2 separate regions of the Homo sapiens genome follow, and region 1 is linked to region 2. Evidence: chromatin loops called from intact Hi-C (ENCODE). Cell type or tissue: chondrocyte. All regions are shown on one strand. Region 1 overlaps FBLN5 (fibulin 5). Region 2 holds the start of FBLN5 (fibulin 5).

Region 1 (5,000 bases), 53 kb after region 2:
AATATGGCTCGATATCTGTGCTCTGAAGCTCTAAGTTAAGAAGGGACCGAGGTGGATGCAAGTATCTTCATGCCACCAGACAGATGGCAGTGGGCTCTAGAGCAGCATAGAGAGACTTGCTGTGAGCAGAGGACAGACAGAGATTAGCCCCAGGAACTATGGAGTGGAGCGAAGACTGGAGAGCTTCAGACCGAAAGATTTTCACGGGTGAATACCATTAAGCAACTGGACTGCCAGCTTCTGTTGGCAGGGAACTTTTTTTTTTTTTTTTTTTTTTTTTGAGACAGGGTCTCACTCTGTCTCCCAGGTTGGAGTGAAGTCGTGCGATCTCGGCTCACTGCAGCCTCCACCTCCTGGGCTCAAACGATCCTCCCAGCTCAGTCTCCTGAGTAGCTGGGACTACAGGCGCATGCCACCAGGCCCGGCTAATTTTTAATTTTTAGTAGAGACGGGGTTTCACCATGTTGCCTGAGCTCGTCTTGAACTCCTGAGCTCAGATGATCCACCCATCTCAGCCTCCCAAAGTGCTGGGATTACAGGCGTGAGCCACCATGCCCAGCTGGGGACATTTCCTTTACTTCTGTTTTGTTCTCAGTGGTGTTTATCATAGTCCTGTGCACACAGTAGGTACGCAGCAGACCCCTGTTTAACATATGAATGAACAAGCCTAATACAAAATGGCTTTCTAAATCAAGTAATGGTTATTGTCAAGGTAATGCACCTTCAAAGAGCAATGGCATAGGATGGCAGAAGGATTCCTGAGGATAAGGGTTCCCTTCTTGGCCATTTCCCTTTGTGGATTTCTGGTGAGCAGACTAGCTCAGCCTTCAGTAGAGGTCAGTGTCTCCTAGAGGTGCCCATCGGGGAAGCACTGCCACCTCCTTGGGTGTAACCTAGTGACCTTATTAACTGCCTCCCAGCCAAGATGAGCCACTGGCACCCCTGGTGGCTCCAGGGCTCTAGATGGATGTGAGTGACATTCTTTGGACTATGTCTGTATTACAGATGTGGACGAGTGTGCAACAGATTCCCACCAGTGCAACCCCACCCAGATCTGCATCAATACTGAAGGCGGGTACACCTGCTCCTGCACCGACGGATATTGGCTTCTGGAAGGCCAGTGCTTAGGTAACAGCTCTCTGGGGGGGTCACAGGGACTCTTGGAAGTTAACGGTTGCCAGGGGCATTTTGAGGTATGGGCATAGCTGGCTGCCTGAGGGTAGTAAGCTTTTCTTTGCTAGGGAGGGCGGGAGGGGTGGAAGGCTATTGAACTCACATGTGTAACCACCCTTGAAAATCAATTGCCATCATCGCCATCTTGTCATCATTATAGTTTTTGAATGTATTTATTTATTTTTGAGACATAGTCTTACTGTCCCCCAGGCTGGAGTGCAATGGCGCAATTTCGGCTCACCGCAACCTCCGCCTCCTGGGTTTGAGTGATTCTCCTGCCTCAGCCTCCCGAGTAGCTAGGATCATAGGCATGTGCCACCACGCCCAGATAATTTTTGTATTTTTTGTACAAATGGGGCTTTTGCCATGTTGGCCAGGCTGGTCTTGAACTCCTGGGCTCAAGTCATCTGCCCGCCTCAAAAGTGCTGAGATTACAGGTGTGAGCCACCACGCACGGCCTTGAATGGTTTTTTTCGGTTTTTTTTTTTTTTTTTTTTTTTTTGATATGGTGTCTCCCTCTGTTGCCCAGGCTGGAGTGCAGTGGCACGATCTTGACTCATTGCAATCTCTACCTCCTGGGTTCAAGTGATTCTCCTGCCTCAGCCTCCTGAGTGAGTAGCTGGCGTTTCAGTCATGTGCCACCATGCCCAGCTAATATTTGTATTTTTTGTAGAAACAGGGTTTTGCCATGTTGGCCAGGCTGGTCTCGAACTCCTGGGCTAAAGTGATCTGCCTGCCTCAGCCTCCCAAAGTGCTGAGATTACAGGTGTGAGCCACCATGCCCAGCCTCAAATATATTTTTTAAGGGCTATGGTTTTGGATGTATTTTTTAAGTTTGATTTTACCTTGACTTTCTTCCTGTCTTCACGAAGTTTATATCCAGGCCAGGAAGTGACAGAGGTGAGGATGATTTTGCTTTAGTTAGAAATAATGCTAAGAGAAGGGAACACTTTCGCTTAGTCACAGAAATGTGGCAAGTCTTGAATGTGGATCAGTAGATCCTGATCTTACATCAGTTCCTTTCAACACCCTGTCTTTGCCCTTCCCCGCCACCAACCACCACACCCACCCCACCGGCTATGGCCTTCCATTTTACTCCTGAGGAGTCAGTCATCACCAATTGAGAACTGCCTTTGCAGTTAGCATCTGCTCTCTGATCTTTCTGTTTATTTTACTGGAAGGTTATTTTCCTTTCTTCCCCTCTAGTTTTGGGTTTAGCCAAGTGAGTGAATTCACAGCAAACTCTAGCTGTCACTTCAATTTCTAATTCTAGGGTGTGATTTCTATGCTGTGTTTTCTAGAAAAGGCCCTGCCAGTTTAAATTCTCTAAGACACCATTCTGTTGCCTGAAAGTCAGTCCTGGAGGAGTTGAGAAACAGATCCAAACGAAATCATGGAAACAAAGAAAAGCTACCTCTTTCTAAGTTTCTTGATTGAGGCTGAGTAGGTCTGCCCTCAAGCCCCGTCCGAAGCATCCTTGAGGCCTAGATTGGCTTGATTCTCCTTTCCAGGCTTGCACATGGGCGTCTGTGAATATGACAGTCACTGTGCATTCAAACCAACCTCTGCTATAATGGAAAATTTGATGCTACTTATTTGAACATAAGCAGATCAGTGACAGAGAGTTATTTGTACAGGAACTTAATATGTCGAATTTCAGAGCTGGAAAGGATGTTGAATATTATGTCATCCAACTTTTATAGCATCGCAGACTGAGACTCATAGAGAAAGAACATTTTAGACAAAGTGAGTTGGGTCTAACTTCCAAGTCTCCCGTGTCTCAGTCTAGTTTTTTTTTCCCACCACAAGGGGCGCTGGAGTGGTAGGGGGAGACCGGGCTATACCAGCCCTGTTACAGAAACCCTCTGATGTGAGGGGTGCCAGCAACTCGGACATTCCTCTACCTGGGAGGGTTGTTCTCTTCCTGGGAGCATGGAGCTGTGGAAAGGATGCTCATGGATGCCTAGCATGGTACCATGTGGCCCAGCCACTCATATTCACATCTGAAAGGAAGACGTCGCCTAATTATGGCTGAACTCCTGCCCTCCCCTGGCTAAACTCACCTTTCCCTTTCAAAATGCAAGTTCCATAGCCACACACTGTCTGTTCTGTGTACCACTGAAGATGCTGCTTTTGCAGAAAAATGAGGGGTCAGGGGGGCTGCCTTTTTTCCAAGGTACCCGTAGTGAAGGGTACCCTCTCCAGCCCCTGCTGCCTGCCTGGCCTTGGTGATGTGCCCAACTGCACTCTGGGAAGAAGTCAGGGCCAGCCACTGTACAGCCAATGGGCCCTCTATGCAAGAGCTGCTCTGCACTCAGGGGCAGTGCAGTGGCCAGGTTAGAAGTAGCCGGGACTTAGAGACAAAACAGAATCACAGGACAGGGCACAGAATCTGAGAAGGGCTGAACAATAGGTAAGGGATCAAGATGGATCTGGGAGGTGGAGTCCTTCCTGGCAGTAGGTAGAAACCAGGCACAAGGACTGAGGCTCTAAGCCGGCTTCCAGAGTCCTGGATGGCCCCTGGTTCCAAAGGAACAGGGGGACCAGGGAGGAAACCTGGTTAGATTGGGGGAGGTGGGGATAAGGACCAGTTCCAGCTACAGTCAGATCAACTGGTCACAGCAGGAGCCTGTATTGGTGCCATCTCAGACTCTGCCAGGAGGCCGGTGATTTCATTCACTACCCTTACCCCACAGGAATGAATTCTCCAGCCCATTATCACATCAGCTTGGGGTGTTGAGAAGTGCTTTCCCAATGACATCAGGCTCCCCATTGATGGATACATATTACAGGGAGGTCACATTGCCCAGCTCTGCTCAAAGGATCCATTCACCCACAGTGCCGCCGCTTTCCCTGGCAAGGCCAGCTGTGGCTTGGAAGAGATGTGTTTATCCAGAGTTTTATGTTCACTCTGGTGCAAGGAGGAGATTCAGGGTGAATTCCAGTGCCCTCATGTTACTGGATTCATGGGTCTCCAGGGTCATGCTGCCCAGCTCATCCCAGCCTAACTGGCTCTTGTTCCTGACAGCTGGACATATTCATTGTTCATGGAGCTGGCAAGGAGCCTATTGGAGTGATGCTATGGATTCTTCTTACGTGTTAAGAAGAATCCTGGGCAGTGGAGCCTCTATATGGAATCTTTGAGTTGAATCTTAACATTGGATAAATCTTAAGAGCTGGGTAATCTCAAATCTTAGAGCTGGGAAAAATTGGAGAGTCCATCTTGGATAAACCTTAGTGTTGAATCTTAGAGCTGGGTAAAATTGGAGAGCTCATTTTGCCCAACATCCCAATCGAAGCAGAAATTTCTTCTGCAACTTTTAGGATAGGTTCAGGTATTTATGGGACTGAGATGGGTCGAGGAGGGGAAAGATTGTGGGGAGATTGAGCCTTGTATTCGAGACAGCATCACCATCCGTGACACTCAGTAGGCACTGTCTTGGCTCCTGTTCCCATTTGCTTCCGTTCATGATCCTGTTTGGGAAGAGCAAGGCAATCATGCCATGCTAGTGGGGGCATCATTGAGTGAGGAGACCTGTCTCACTTTGCTTGCATTTCTGTTTCCAGACATTGATGAATGTCGCTATGGTTACTGCCAGCAGCTCTGTGCGAATGTTCCTGGATCCTATTCTTGTACATGCAACCCTGGTTTTACCCTCAATGAGGATGGAAGGTCTTGCCAAGGTATGTGACGTGCATGATAACTTGGACATGATGTGAGACACTAGCTGCAGCCTTCTTCAGCACCTGGCAGCTTATGTTTGTGGGAAATACTGCTGCTACAGTATATTCCCATTCCTTGCCACTGCCCGCCCATCCCCATTACT
Region 2 (5,000 bases):
ACTTCCAGCCTCCAGAACTGGGAGAGATAAATGTTATTGCATAAACCACCCAGTCTATGGTATTCTGTTATAGCAGCCTGAGCTAAGACCAATAATACTCATGGTTTCTTGTGCATCCTTCAGGTGATGTCTTTTCTGTACGTGTACAAGCAAGAACTTATGTATTTATTTTTTTTCCCACAAATGATGGCATGCTTTACACACAGTTCTGCAGCTTACTTTTTACATTTATTACTATATTAGATCAATCTATGTGAAATTACCAATATTCTACTGTTTTGACCCACAAAATATATTGGAAACCCTTCAATAGCAGTGCATACGGAGCTGTTTCAGTCTTTTTTTCAAAATAAGATATAACATACATAAGACTTCACAAATATTAAATGTACACACCCCTACATAACCAGCATCCAGATCAATCATTAGATTATTACCAGCACCCAGAAGGGGCTGGGCTGCCTCCCAGTCACTATCTGACTTTGAATTTTATATAAATGGAGTCGTTTGATGTGGACTCTTAAGTGTCTAGGTTTTAATTGGTTGCACAATAGTCCCTTTGGAAGCCCCTTACTTTATTTAACCCTATTGGTGCCTTGCTGATCGACCTTAAAGGTGTTTATAATCTTTTGCTTTTACAAACAATGGGGGGATGAACAACCTTATAAACATAAGGTATTTAAAAAAGTGTTTTACAGGAAATTTCAAACACGTAAAAGGAAATAGATTAGACTAGTATAATGGACACAGCTTCAACAACTATCCACATTCTGTTATTCTCCTTTGGGTAGAATTCCATTTACTTACCCCCAAAAATGCCTTAGGGAAGGCTAAATATGTAGACTCCAGAGGCTCAGCTGTACCAATGAATAGCTGCGTGACTATGGGGAGGTTACCTAACCTCTCTTATCTTCACCTCTAATAACATGGAGATGATCATTCCTACTGCTTAGAGTGGTGGTGAGGACAGGGGACCTGGATCAGGGCTTTTCGGCTGCAGGTAGGAAGATGCAGGTGGAAGCAGATGGGATAGGCCACAGTCCATCCACTGGCGTTTTATAGAGTGAGTGCCTTCTGTAAGATTTCATTGACAAAAGTACTCCAATGGCTTAAAAACAAACAAACAAACAAACAAACAAACAGGAAAAAGAAACAGGTTGAAGCCTCCACTAGAATGAATGCAAAGGACTCAGCATGTCTTATGTGCTGTCTCCACCATTCTGCTTTTCCAGACTGTCCCTTCTTCAAATCACCGTTTAACTTGTTAAAATCACTTTCGAGCCAGGGGACACTTTTCCAGGAAAGCGAGAAAATGCCAGGGAGAATCGGGGAATGAGGGCGGGGAGAGAAAAGCGTCCTAAGACTTGCATTGCACAAGCTGAAGTCTGGAATTCGCACCAGCGGGATTCCATCCTCTTCCCCCCCACCCCACCCCGCTGCTCCCCACCCCTTCTTCGGGAAGATCGCGACTCTCCCGTCGCTCGCCCCAAGCCTCTGCTTCGTAGGTTCTGGTTTCCCAATCGATCGTGAGTTTCTAGTCCCTGGAGCTGCGTGGGTCGTGAGTTCAAGTCCCTTTCCTTCCGGAGGCGACAACGTTCTCGCGGGTCCCCTTGCCACGCAGCGCGGGCGTGCACGCCCCTCCCCGCCGGGCCGCGCTGCCAGCCCCGCCCCGCCCCTGGGTGGGAAGGTCAAGGGGCCCGGGCCCTCCCAGCCCCCGCACCCCTGCGCGCGCCCGCCCCTCGCCTTCTGCCCGGGCGCTCGCAGCCGAGCGCGGCCGGGGAAGGGCTCTCCTCCCAGCGCCGAGCACTGGGCCCTGGCAGACGCCCCAAGATTGTTGTGAGGAGTCTAGCCAGTTGGTGAGCGCTGTAATCTGAACCAGCTGTGTCCAGACTGAGGCCCCATTTGCATTGTTTAACATACTTAGAAAATGAAGTGTTCATTTTTAACATTCCTCCTCCAATTGGTTTAATGCTGAATTACTGAAGAGGGCTAAGCAAAACCAGGTGCTTGCGCTGAGGGCTCTGCAGTGGCTGGGAGGACCCCGGCGCTCTCCCCGTGTCCTCTCCACGACTCGCTCGGCCCCTCTGGAATAAAACACCCGCGAGCCCCGAGGGCCCAGAGGAGGCCGACGTGCCCGAGCTCCTCCGGGGGTCCCGCCCGCGAGCTTTCTTCTCGCCTTCGCATCTCCTCCTCGCGCGTCTTGGACATGCCAGGAATAAAAAGGTGGGTTCTCGGCGCTGGACTTTTCTTTCTCCAGGGTCTGGAAGCCTTGCTAAAAATCCGATGGGTGGAAAATGGTTATGGCTGCGATTCAGGCGGTGTCAGGATATTGGAAAAGGCATGAGCTAGTGATGCAATGATATTGTTAATTATAAAAAGCTGCGCCTCTGTAATTTCCATCTTGAAGCGTTCTTTTGGGAGTGGGTATTTTCTAATACAGTTTCAAAAGCCAGCATCAGAGAGGGCTGCGAAATTCTCAGCGCTTCATTCCTCTTTCTTTTCTGGAAAGGGCAGCAACTTTGTCGTTTTAAGGGATTTTTGTATGTATTTTTTAAATTTCGGGAGGCCAATTACTAGTTCACTAGCAATTACTGCGCCGCATCGGCTGATAGACAAGCAGACAGGCTAGCTGAACACCGCGGGGCTGGATTTGCTCTATGTTTGTGTGGGATTCTCACAGAAGTTTCAAGCCAATGAGAAGTGGGAACTGCAGACAGAGATACATGTAAGCAAATGTTTTGCTATTCTTTAAGGAAATTGCAATTACAGTTAAGTAATCCTTAAGTCTTGGAGAACTTTACCTAAATGACACCCACAGTCTTTATTCAGCGAGCTCTTGAAAACATACTGCTTTGAACAAATTAACCTTGTGTGCGTATGTATGTGTCTGTGGGGTGTGTGTGTGTGTGTGTGTGTGCTGAAAACTAAGCTGTAACAATGTCATCCTGGATTGGGGACCAGCACTTCTGTGACAGGCAGTCCTGGTATTTGGTTGGTCTCTCCGGCTTTCCTTGTGTTTCAGGCTGAGGCACAACACCGGCGAACCCACCTGCTTTAGAAAGTTCCCAGGACCGGTTATGAGCACCAACCTGCCTCCCCCCAGCTATTCTTATAGTTAGTTCATTTTTGGAGTTTCCAGGGTTTTTTTTTTTTAATCACAAGGTGCAGCTATTCGTGATGCTGTGAGGCAGTAGTGCTTGGGTATTCTTTCATTTTAGGAAAATCCTATTAGCCTGGAACCTGTTTGGCCCCCAGGACTCAGCTGTGGCTCTTCCAAGAGGCTGGGCTTGAGGCAAGACCTGTCCCAGGGCTGCCTCTAGCCAAAGGGAATGGGGCTGCGGGGAGTAGGGGGAAAGATGGGGTTAGCATGCCTTTTCAACTAGCTCTTGAAGTCCACTGTGTTGCAGTCAGCCTGTTCTTTCTCCAACATAAACGAGACAGGGTTTTATAACCAACTGAAAGGAAACTTCATGTGAAGAAACAGGAAAACATTGAAATTCATAATACACAGACTGGAAAATAAATTTGTTATTGTTCTTTCATTCCTTCCAGATATAAATCTGGCCATGGCAAATATCAAAAAGCCCTGGGATTTGGCTCTGCACTTTATAAGGTCAGAGCTGTCTCCAGCGTTCTAGAATCTGGCTCACCCAGGCACTTACATGAAAACTTGTGGACTCTCAGCGTCCTTATTTTTTGGATTGGGGACTCGATAAAGGAAATGGCCTCGCATCTCCTAAGATCGTATCAGGGCCCTATTCCCTCTGGATGTCAGCTTAACTCCAGGTCCTCTAATACCCAGGGTTGCTGATGCAGATGGGCCATGTGTCCTGAAAGGGAGGGATTATATTGTTGTGGTGCACGTTTGTAGTAACGGGCCCCAGAATTCAGCCATGTCCCCAGGTTCACTGCTCTGTTGAAGAAGCCTTCAAGATCACCTTCTCCAGGAAGTCTTGTTGCTACCCACAGCCTGGTTGTTATGGCACCCAATAGGTATTTCTTTCCATGCCCTTGCCAAGGTGTATGGACATTGTCGTGGCTCCCCAACTGGTTCTCAAGGGTAGTGGTTGTTTCACAGTTCTGTAGCTCCTCCATCTGGCATCCACACCCACAAGCAGTAGTTGCTTGGATAAACTGCTGTTGAACTGAATAATAGTACTAGATAACGCTCTGCTTTTGTTTAGATTTTCTTTTTTTTTTTTTTTTTGAGACGGAGTCTCGCTGTCTCCCGGGCTGGAATGCAGTGGCGCAATCTCGGCTCCCTGCAACCTCTGCCTCCTGGGTTCAAGTGATTTGTCTGCCTTGGCCTCCAGAGTAGCTGGGACTACAGGCGCCTGCCACCACAGTCGGCTAATTTTTGTATTTTTAGTAGAGACGGGGTTTCACCATGTTGCCCAGGCTGGTCTCAAACTCCTGACCTCGGGTGATCCACCCACCTCGGCCTCCCAAAGTGCTGGGATTAGAGGTGGGAGCCACCATGCCCAGCCTGATTTTGTCTTTTTTTCTACCATAACCATTTTGAAGAGTCTAGTTCAGTAGTGTTAACTGCATTCACATTGCTGTGCAATCTCCAGAACTCTTTTCACCTTGCATGACTGAATCTCTGTACCTATTAAACAATTCCCCATCTTCCCCTCCCACTAAGCCCCTGGTTACCAACATTCCACTTTTTGTCTCTGTAATTTCGACTACACTAGGTGCCTCGTATAAATGGACCCATGCAGACTTTGTCTTTTTTGTGAGTGGCTTTTTTCACTTAACATAATACAGTCAGGGTTCATTCATATTGTAGCATGTGTCAGAATTTCCTTCCTTTTTAAGACTGAATACTATTCCCTTGTGTGTACAGACTGCATTTTGTTTATCCATGTATCCATCGAAGGACTGCGTCCACCTTTAGGCTATTGTGAATAATGCTGCTATGAACACAGGTTTACAAATACCTGTTTCAAGTCCTTGCTTTTAATTTTTTGAGGGTATATACCTAGAAGTAGAATGGC

What was found. Hi-C counts contacts between places; a loop is a spot of excess contacts. Peaks named below come from ENCODE experiments on the same cell type or tissue, not always from the same donor. Only the 100,000 strongest peaks of a DNase experiment are listed, where the experiment ranks them.
Region 1: it touches region 2 in a loop (5-fold over the local background); 6 of 110 quality-filtered maps call a loop at or near these places.

The regions. Positions count from the first base shown.
Region 1 is chr14:91,891,078-91,896,077 of GRCh38, reverse strand. FBLN5 (fibulin 5) reads left to right here. Exons shown (of 11, transcript NM_006329.4): 5 at 1,006-1,128; 6 at 4,741-4,857. Among named protein-coding and RNA genes, the nearest start is that of TC2N, 26 kb to the right of the region's middle. In chondrocyte, CTCF peaks have their summits at 2,758 and 2,968; no DNase peak of the experiment used is centred here.
Region 2 is chr14:91,944,436-91,949,435 of GRCh38, reverse strand. It overlaps FBLN5 (fibulin 5), which reads left to right and starts at 1,742. Exons shown (of 11, transcript NM_006329.4): 1 at 1,742-2,223. The coding sequence starts at 2,207. In chondrocyte, a CTCF peak has its summit at 4,101; no DNase peak of the experiment used is centred here.